Linked DNA regions of Homo sapiens: region 2 is linked to region 1. The links are chromatin loops, found by intact Hi-C in ENCODE. Cell type or tissue: heart right ventricle. All regions are shown on one strand. Each heading gives the region's core, and the rest is flanking DNA. Links, peaks and the distances in the headings are about the cores only.

Evidence for each region. A loop is a pair of places that touch in the nucleus more often than their neighbours do. Peaks named below come from ENCODE experiments on the same cell type or tissue, not always from the same donor. Only the 100,000 strongest peaks of a DNase experiment are listed, where the experiment ranks them.
Region 2: it touches region 1 in a loop (31-fold over the local background); 3 of 110 quality-filtered maps call a loop at or near these places.

Annotation. Positions count from the first base shown.
Region 1 is chr7:153,386,672-153,391,259 of GRCh38, reverse strand. LOC105375577 (a long non-coding RNA gene) reads right to left here and starts at 2,100. Exons shown (of 3, transcript XR_928187.3): 1 at 1,530-2,100. In heart right ventricle, for the core only: no CTCF peak of the experiment used is centred there; no DNase peak of the experiment used is centred there.
Region 2 is chr7:153,471,448-153,476,035 of GRCh38, reverse strand. No RefSeq gene overlaps it. Among named protein-coding and RNA genes, the nearest start is that of LINC01287, 62 kb to the right of the region's middle. In heart right ventricle, for the core only: no CTCF peak of the experiment used is centred there; no DNase peak of the experiment used is centred there; H3K27ac peaks cover 631 bases.

The sequences.
Region 1 (4,588 bases), core at 795-3,294:
CAGGAGAGTAGATGGTGCAGGGTCTTGGAAAAGAGCTGATTTTAGTTGAAAGGGCAGAGGAAACCCCAGACATTGCATGTCTTAAGCTTTAACCCTACCACTCTCGTGAGTCTCCTGTCCAGGAGGGCCATTAGTGTCTCAGGTCTACTCAGTGCAGACTCCAAGGTCCTTCCCCACCCAGTAGGCCACCCATCAGAGTGAGCTGAGAGATCAGTCAGGGGGAGCAGAACCACTGTGGCCAAGAGGAATCATTTTGGGGGTTGGTTAGTAAGCAGGAGAGTGAAAGGGGAGAGGGAACCCACGAAAGGGGGTTGAATGCATCCATCCAAAGCAGGTGAGGTATGGAGATGTCTTCCCAATAGGGAATGCATCTGAGTCATGGCATCAAAGTATGTTAGCAATGGTGAATCCATACAGGTCTGCAGCAACTCAGTTCTTACCTCCTCAGAAGAAAGAATTTGACCAGGGGACATAAGGCAGAGTGAGAGACCAAGGAAAGTTATAGAGCAGAAGTGCAAGTTTATTAAAAAGTTTTAGAGCAGGAAAGAAAGAAAGTAAAGTATACTTGGAAGAGGGCCAAGCGGGTGACTTGAGAGATTCAAGTGTGCTGTTTGACCTTTGACTTGGGGTTTTATACATTGACATGTGTATTAGTCCATTCTCACACTGCTATAAAGAACTGCCCAACATTGGGTAATTTATAAGGAAAAGAGGTTTAATTGACTCACCATTCCACATAGCTGAGGAGGCCTCAGGAAACTTACAATCAAGGTGGAAATTGAAGAGGCATGTCTTACATGGTGGCAGGCAAGAGAGAGTGAGTGTATGAAGGAGGAACTGTCAAACACTTATAAAACCATCAGCTCTCATGAGAACTACTCACAATCACCAGAACAGCATGGGGGACTCTACTCCCATGATCCAATCACCTCCTACCAGGTCTCTCCTTGAAATGTGGAGATTATGGGGATTACAATTCAAGATGAGATTTGGGTGGGGACACAAAGCCTAACCATATCAACATCTTTTCTCCCCTGATTCTTCCACTGGGGTGGGCTCTCCACATGCACAGTGGCCTGCCAGCACTTTGGAGGGGCTGCATGCACAGTGTGTTTACCGAAGTTGTGCACATGCTCACTAGAGGTGTTCTTCCCTTACCAGTCAAGTGTTCCTAGATAAAGGTAATACACCATCAAACTCCATCATTTTGCCTCTTAGTGCACATGCTTGAGCCCATCCACCCAACTCCTGAGATCTTATTGGGAAGCTGTTGATCATCAGCTTCAGGTGTTTTCTATCTATTGTGAGGCTGCCTTTCCCTGACACTGGCTGAGACCAATTATTATTTTAGAGAGACAATTTAACAACCACCTGACCCATCACCTGATGTTCGCCTGACATTCCTGGGTTGGAGGGGGGCCCTCTTCTGCCCTGCTTATGCCTGCCTACCTACCTACTCTAACATAACCATGTAACAATTCTGCCTCTGTTTCCACATTTGTAAAACAAAACAAAAAAATACCACCTACCTTGTGAGAGTAAGGGTCAAAAAACTCCTTAAAGGGTCAGAAAACTGGAAGCCCCTGATGTTTTACATGAAGATGCACAGAGAAGCAACCCCCACCAGGCATGCTGGTGCCTTTCCTTCTCCAGGCACTTCTCATTCAAGCCACAGAGGGCATCTCTATTTTTAGTCCTGTCTCCTAAGGGATCACGATGAAGTTATTTTTTATCTCAGCAAGTTGGCTCAATCTTACAGTCCCATGCATGGTGCCATTGATGGAAGCCTTGTGGGAAGTGGATGTACGCTCCCTGACTCATTCCCTCCCTGTCTTTGGCTCATCTTTCACTAACAAGTTCAGGCAGAGTCCTTGGACATCATTCAGAGAGAACCAGAGCTAGCATATAACACTGATCCTAGTCGTGTGTGATTTCATTAAAGAAATGTACCACTTGGTCTCTTCATGGCTAACTCCCCAGCTTGTATAAATTGCATAGTCACATGCCATTCAGAGAGCCATTCTGAATGCATATTTGTTACAGGAAGAACTTGGGATGGTAACATCCCCTGCAAACTGGGAAGGAGCCAAGAGACCAAAGAATGACTCCATCAAGTCCAGCTTGATAAGTAAATGAGTTTATTGGGACCTACATCCAGGGCTCTCCTGGGTGGCAGCAAGACAGCTCTAGAGATCCCCACTGCCTGCTGTCTTTAAGTTGCTTTTAAGCTAATTTTCTGGCTCTTTGCCGTGTGTGTGTGTGTGTGTGATAGGACTATTTTTCTTGGTATATTACCAGGTACACTTCAGTATGTTTGAGTTCTCAGGAATGAACACCTGCTCCTTGTCTGGGTACCATGGCCTTGGCTCACCACCTGGCCTTCAGGGTCCAAGCCATGGACATATGGACAAATGCCCTTAAGCAGCCTGGTGGGGACCTGTCACACTACAACATTGGTGCTGCTGCTGCTCCTGGTGGAGGGTGGGTTGGTGTGGGGACAGGAGGTGCAAAGTGACAAAGCCTCATGCCTACCCATGCCAAGAGGCCCTATCTGTCTCCAACCAAGTGCCCAGGACCTCCCAGATAAGGAACATAGCTTCTTTAAAAGGGCAGAAACTTGTCAGTTAGTCATATTTATTTTCAAATTCTAGTTCTAACACTTGATAGCCATGTGATATTGGGCAAGTTACTTATGAGCATCAGTTTTCTCCTTTGTAAAATAGAACTCTCATAGTTCACATGGTACCTGATATGGTCTGGCTGTGTCGCCACCCAAATCTCACCTTGAATTGTAGTTCCCATAATCCCCACGTGTTGTGGGAGGGACCCAGTGGGAGGTAATTGAATCCTGAGGGTGGTTACCCCCATGCTGCTGATCTCCTGACAGTGAGTGAGCTCTCATGAGGAACTTTTCCCACTTTTGCTCACCACTTCTCCTTGCTGCCTCTATGTGAAGAAGGACGTGTTTGCTTCCCCTTCTGCCATGACTGTTAGTTTCCTGAAGCCTCCTCAGCCATGCTGAACTGTGAAAATAAGAAAACCTCTTTCCTTTATAAATTACCTAGGCTTGGGTATGTCTTTAATAGCAGCGTGAGAACAAACTAATACAGTACCATTATCAAAGTTTGCATTTACATCAACTTTTCTAGAATAATTTCTGGAACAAAGCCTATGTTCACCAATTTCCTACCATCCTCTGTTGTCTAGGGACTAAAACTTTAATGTCATCAGCACCCCCACTGGGCTTCCCCACAGGTCCCAGGAATCAAGCCTGGATGGCTCCCTTTTTCTGCTGCCCCCTTCATTCCCACAAGACATGCAGGTGACTCAAGCTAATAGGACAACCGTCATGCCATTCTCCATGAGCATATGCATTTTATCACAATGTTTTTCCAAACATCCTCCCATCCTCTTGCATTCTCTCCTCATCCTTCTCATCTCTCCTTCTCTCAAATGATCCTCCATGCTCCCATTTCTCAGGCTTACAAACTCAGAGTCAACTGTAAATCTCTCCCATCTCTTCACTCAGTGCTCAGGCCCTGTCACCAATAGCATCTTCCCTTATGTCACCCATTTTTCTATTTCCAGTGCCACCATAATCCCAGGAAAATCCCTGGCCAAGGGCCCACTTAGGGAAGGCTGGTGAAGCCAAGTGGGGGCACTGGGCTCAAGTCTTTCCATTCCTGGGGGCCCCATAGGACAGGTGCCCCACTTGGGGGTGAAAGTGTGTGGAAGGGTGAGGATTTGTAGAAGAGAAGCAATAAAGGAACCTGAAAACAAGCAAGGAAGGGAAGGGAGAAATGAGATAAACAGAGGAGGCCAGAAGACAAAGAGATTGCAATGAAATCATTTTTGAGCCTTCAAATGTTCTTCCTAAAATCTATTCCAACCCTCAAGCAAATAGATGCATGAGAATTTAATGTTGAAACTCAAGCAGGAGCATGTGCTGAAAGGCAGAATGGGTCTAACTTAGTGGAATCATCATTTACATTTTTAGGAGTAATCCAAACTCTACAATTTAAAAGACAAAGAATTAAAATAAGGTCAAAATTTATCTTTTCTAAATTGTAGATTTTGTATGGTAAATACCTAAATTGTACCTTGATGCTTTTGCTTCCACATAAAAGGTGAAAATCGTTTCCTTCAGATCATTTTTTTCTTAATAGCAGCTTTCACACTGACAGAAAGAGGACATTTCTTACCCCATTCAGTAAGAAAGGAAGAGTAAATGGCATTCTCAAAGAAGGCGGAAATAGAACCTTTGGAAAATTGCCTTAATAGCAGGCTATGAGTTTGGGCGATGAAGAGGGGTGACCTCAGCCTCCCCGACCTGCCGGTCTGCTGCCCCCACCCTCCCACCCAGCTCCAATTTCACAAAACGACTCATGTTCCCCAAATACCCTGCACTCTACCTGCCTTTTCTCCAGTTGCACGAGGGCTGAGATCGTCACAAGTAAAAGACACCTGCTGCTTGTCACCCTCGTCCTAGGCATCCTGCAAGGACGTTCACAATGCCAGCTGCTCAGTGACGTCTTCCCCGAGGTGGAATTTTGTTGCTCCCCACCCCCGACTCCTTCCCCAATTGCCC
Region 2 (4,588 bases), core at 1,257-3,756, 84 kb before region 1:
TTCTGCATGACCAGAGTCTCCTAACCATTTCTCTCTTGGGGTAATTCCAAGTCCAAACTGTCTCTAGAGCCAGTTTTGTGTCCAGTCTGAGATACAGGACAACCCCCTCTGCTACTTTGTGTCTCAGAGTCGAGTTTGCTCTCTCTGCCTGTCCACAACCCCCTTAGAGGCAAGGCCCACTTCACAGAATCTAGTGAGGAAATGGTCTTTTGGACGTGAAGAACAGGTGGTATTTGAAAGACAAAGAGGTTTTTCCTCTCTCTTCATTAATTTGGGGGTAACCAAGTCTAAATGATGTACGCTACAAGAATTAGTTATGAGTAATGTCTCTGCCTCTGACCTCAGGCTGTGTGTGAGACGCAAAAGAAACAAGAGTGGTCAACAGAGAGCTCCAGGTACCCAGACACTGTCGGGAGAGACAGCCCCCTCCCCTTTGCCAGTGGATGCCCTTGACCTCATTAAAAATAAGAAGAGGCAGAAATCAGACCAGTGGTAGCCTCAGCCCTACAGTCTGCTAACATTAGCAGGAGCTCCAAAAGCCTCCCCACCGCTCAGTTTCTTGGCCATAAACTTCTAGGGAGGGGCCTGAGACAGCACGCTACATTAAAAATCCATCAGCCACAGAAATTATTTTTAGCAAATTGATAACTTCATGGAGAGTTGGGAATACTACACAGAGGGCTGCAAAGGTGACAGGCACAACCAGGTCAAATGGATGTCAGTAATTTTACATGGCAAGCTGAGAAGTGCACTCAAGAGAGATTGCATTCACATCCCAGCTGTGCAAAATTTAGGCAAGCTATTTAACTTTTCCATGCTTTAAGTCCCACATCCGCACAGCTACATTGCAAAGGTCTGAAGAATATGAATAAAATATATAAAATGCTTAGGATAGTATCCAGCTCTTCAAGGGCACCCAATACATGGTAGCCAATAATCGTAAACGGTAAATCAATGTACATATTCTCTGTGCTTTCTTATTGGTCTACATAAAATTTCTGACCTAGAGGTGGAATGTTGTTAACCCTATATTAGGACTCTGTTTATAGGATTTTCTCAGCTCCTGTACTTAGCACACATGGTCTGACTTTCATAGCACGGTGGGGAAAAGCACACAGCCCAAGCTTCTCTCGTAGGAGTATGCATGTGTGGGCACTCTGAAACATTTAGTGGAAATATGGGCAAGAAATGGAAGACTGTGGGGGAGAGGAGGAGACTAATTTCTTTTATTCCTAGGCATCCCTGGTCATGGAGTCAGAACAAGGTTCCAGTTGAAGACAGTGTCTCCACCCTCTCAGTATCTCAGTTTATTAACCATGATTGATTTGGCTGTAAAAGTAGCCAACAGAGTAGCTGGGGACCCCTTATACAAAGCTACTACTTTGATTTTCCAATTGGTTTTAAATCCCAAATGTAGAGAAACCTTGGCTGGGCAGGGCCCAGGAGCAAGGTGAAATTGCTACAGTCATTTGGAAAGTTAAGAGGGTTTAGTGCTCTCTGGTTGAGCTGTAAAGCCCTCCCCCTGTGAGTGCTGACTGAGGTAAGAGAGTGGGAGAGATGTAAATAATTTGTGGCCAGAGAGTGGAAAATGGTGCTTTGAAAACATGTCTGCAATGTGCACAGAGCACAAGTGTTTGCTCACTCTCTGAGGTCCTGCAGTGTCCACTGTTGCAACCTCTGACCTTCAAAGGCAAGGAATTCTATTACAGTACTTACCTCTTATCCAAATGGGAGATGTTCCTAGACCCCCAGTGGTTGCCTCAAACTGCAGACAGTACCAAACTCTCTATATGCTGTTTTTCTTATACATACCTATAATAAAGTTTAATTTACAAGTTAGGCACAGTTAAGAGATTCAAAATAATAAATAATAATAAAACAAATATAACAACCTACTTTGATAAAAGTTATGTGAATATAGCTGCTTTATCTCTGAAAATATTTTAACATTTTCAGATCATGGTGAACTGCAGGTAACAGAAACTGAGGAAAGTGAAACAATGGATTGGAGGGGGCGACTTCTGTACTTGGGAACAGAAAGGAGGGATGTAGATGTTTTATTTATTTATGTTTATTGCTTTAGAAAAAATGCAAGATGATGTCTTAACAACCTTCACTATTTTTTGTGCTAAGCACCATGGGGGCTAAAAAGAGATACAGTTCCTTCCCTCAGTGCTCTTAGGATTTCTAGAGTGGGAGAACTGGGTGATTTGTTTCTTTTGTTCACATCTTCAGCAGTTCACTCACCTGACCTGCACTTGGACCTACTCAGTTGACAAGATTGTGAGTCTGATCCCACAACAGATAAGACGTGGGATCTTGAGGGGAGGTAAGAGAGTGGGAGAAATGTAAATAAATTATGGCCAGAGAGTGGAAAATGGTGCTTTGAAAACATGTCTGCAAATTTTTTATATTTCTTCCATTAACAAGGCGCTCTAATTTCCCTTTCTTTGAATACAGGTCATCTTAGTGACTCACTTCTAATGAGAGAAGCTGGTAGAAGGAACCCTGAATGACTTCCAAGGTCAGGTCTTAAAATGATACAGCTTCTGGCTGGTTCCCTCTCCCTTTTTGGACGCTTGACCTTGGAACCTGGCAGCTGTTGAGCAGACTTCACCAGGCAAAATTGTTGGGAGTTCTGACTAATCCTATAATAAGATGTGTTAGTCAGGGCTCTCCAGGGGAACAGAAAGCAACAGGAGAGATAGGTAGGTAGGTAGGTAGGTAGACAGACACACAGACAGACACACAGGCAGAAACATAGAGAGATGATAGATAGAGGCTGGCAAGTTCACAATCTGCAGAGTCAATGATCCAGTCTGAGTCTGAAGAGCAGCAGCTGCTGTAGAAAAAGGAAGAGCTGATGCCCCAGTTTGAAGGCCACCAGGCAGGGAGAATTCTCTTTTACTAGGGGAAGGGTCAACCTTTTGTTCTGTTCAGGCAACTGATTGAATGAAGTCCTTCCACATTAAGGAAGACAACCTGCTTTACTCAGTCTGCTTGTCCAAATGTTAATCTCTCCCAAAAACACCCTCAAAGCACACCCACAAGAATGACCAAATGTCTGGGGACTGTGGCCCCACCAAGTTGAAACAAATAGTTAACCGCCACCCAAGATGTATCAGGTTACTCTGCTGACCACAGGATCCAAAAAGACTCAAGAAAAATCCAGCTGTCTTAGATGCCTGTACCAAGCAAGACACTTTTTCTCCTGGATCTTTTCTCTGGTCACATTTTCCATGTGGTCTCCCTACCATGACTTTGTTGTCAGTGCTTAACCCTGCCTGATCCACACCACTGAGCTTCGTCTATGTATCTTCCAGCTGGCACCGCTGACTGGCCAACGCAAAGGCAACACGAACGGAACTGAGTTTTCCAGGACAGTGATTCCTAAATGGACAGGAAAGTCCTATCCTTATAAGTGATATTCTTTATGGTGGTGCTTTGTTTCTGGCTGATTCCCAGCGGTATCACTCACTCACTGTGAACCTTCGCTGTGGCTGTTCTTGGCTCAATACCCCAGCAACCATTCGCTCTTTGCCGGTGGAAGCACTTAACCTTCAGCCTCAGACCGAGGGTCTAATCCTGTCCTTGGAGAGTGAAATCTCAGAGTCCTGGACCATAGTATCAGGGACTCAGTTCAACTGTGGTGCTTCCTCCCTTTTGATACTATACCCCTTAATCTGCCTTTCTGCCATATCCTTAGAGAGCAGGCCACACGAAACACCAGTTTCTGTAGGTCCTTAACTCGCCTTCTGGGCACTGAGGCTCTCTCTTTCCTTTAAGCACTGGCCATCACCCTTTCCTTAAGGCCTGAGGTCTTACATGGCTGTTTTTTCCCCAATACATTTTTTTTTTTTTTTTTTTTTTTTTGGAGACAGAGTCTTGCACTATCTCTCAGGCTGGAGTGCAGTGGCACGATCTCAGCTCACTGCAACCTCTGCCTCCTGGGTTCAAGCGATTCTCATGCCTCAGCCTCCCAAGTAGCTGGGATTACAGGTGCACGCCACCATGCCCTACTAATTTTTGTATTTTTAGGAGAGATGGGGTTTTGCCATGTTGGCCAGGTTGGTCTCAAACTCCTGACCTCAGGTGATCCGCCCACCTTAGCCTCCCAAAGTGCTGGGATTACAGGCATACCCAATACATTTTTAATGCTTGGAATTCTATTTGGGAAATGTATTCTTTGTGAATTGGTCCATACTCTCTTCCTGATGCCAATGACCCCTTTGAAGGAATTTCTCTTTTCTCCTAACATTGAGACATGTTGCTCCTCTCCGCACTGCCCTCATGCCTCGCTGCCGTGCACACCATGGAATCCGCTCATCTGACCTTGCACCTCGGGCTGAACCCTTCTGCTGGGAGCAGCGAGAGCACCCAGAGCACGTCCCGGCTCACAGTGCTCACTCTAAATGCTGCCGAGAGAACCAGTCAGAGGATAGTGTGAAAAGCTTTTCCTACATTAGTAAAGGCCAGGTGGCTCCACCCTATCGACAGACCCTTCCTGACCTTGGTTTAAGGTCAGCATTGCCCTTCTCTCTGCCAACTGCCCATACGAGCAGATGCAGGAGAGCTGGCCTCTCTCTGA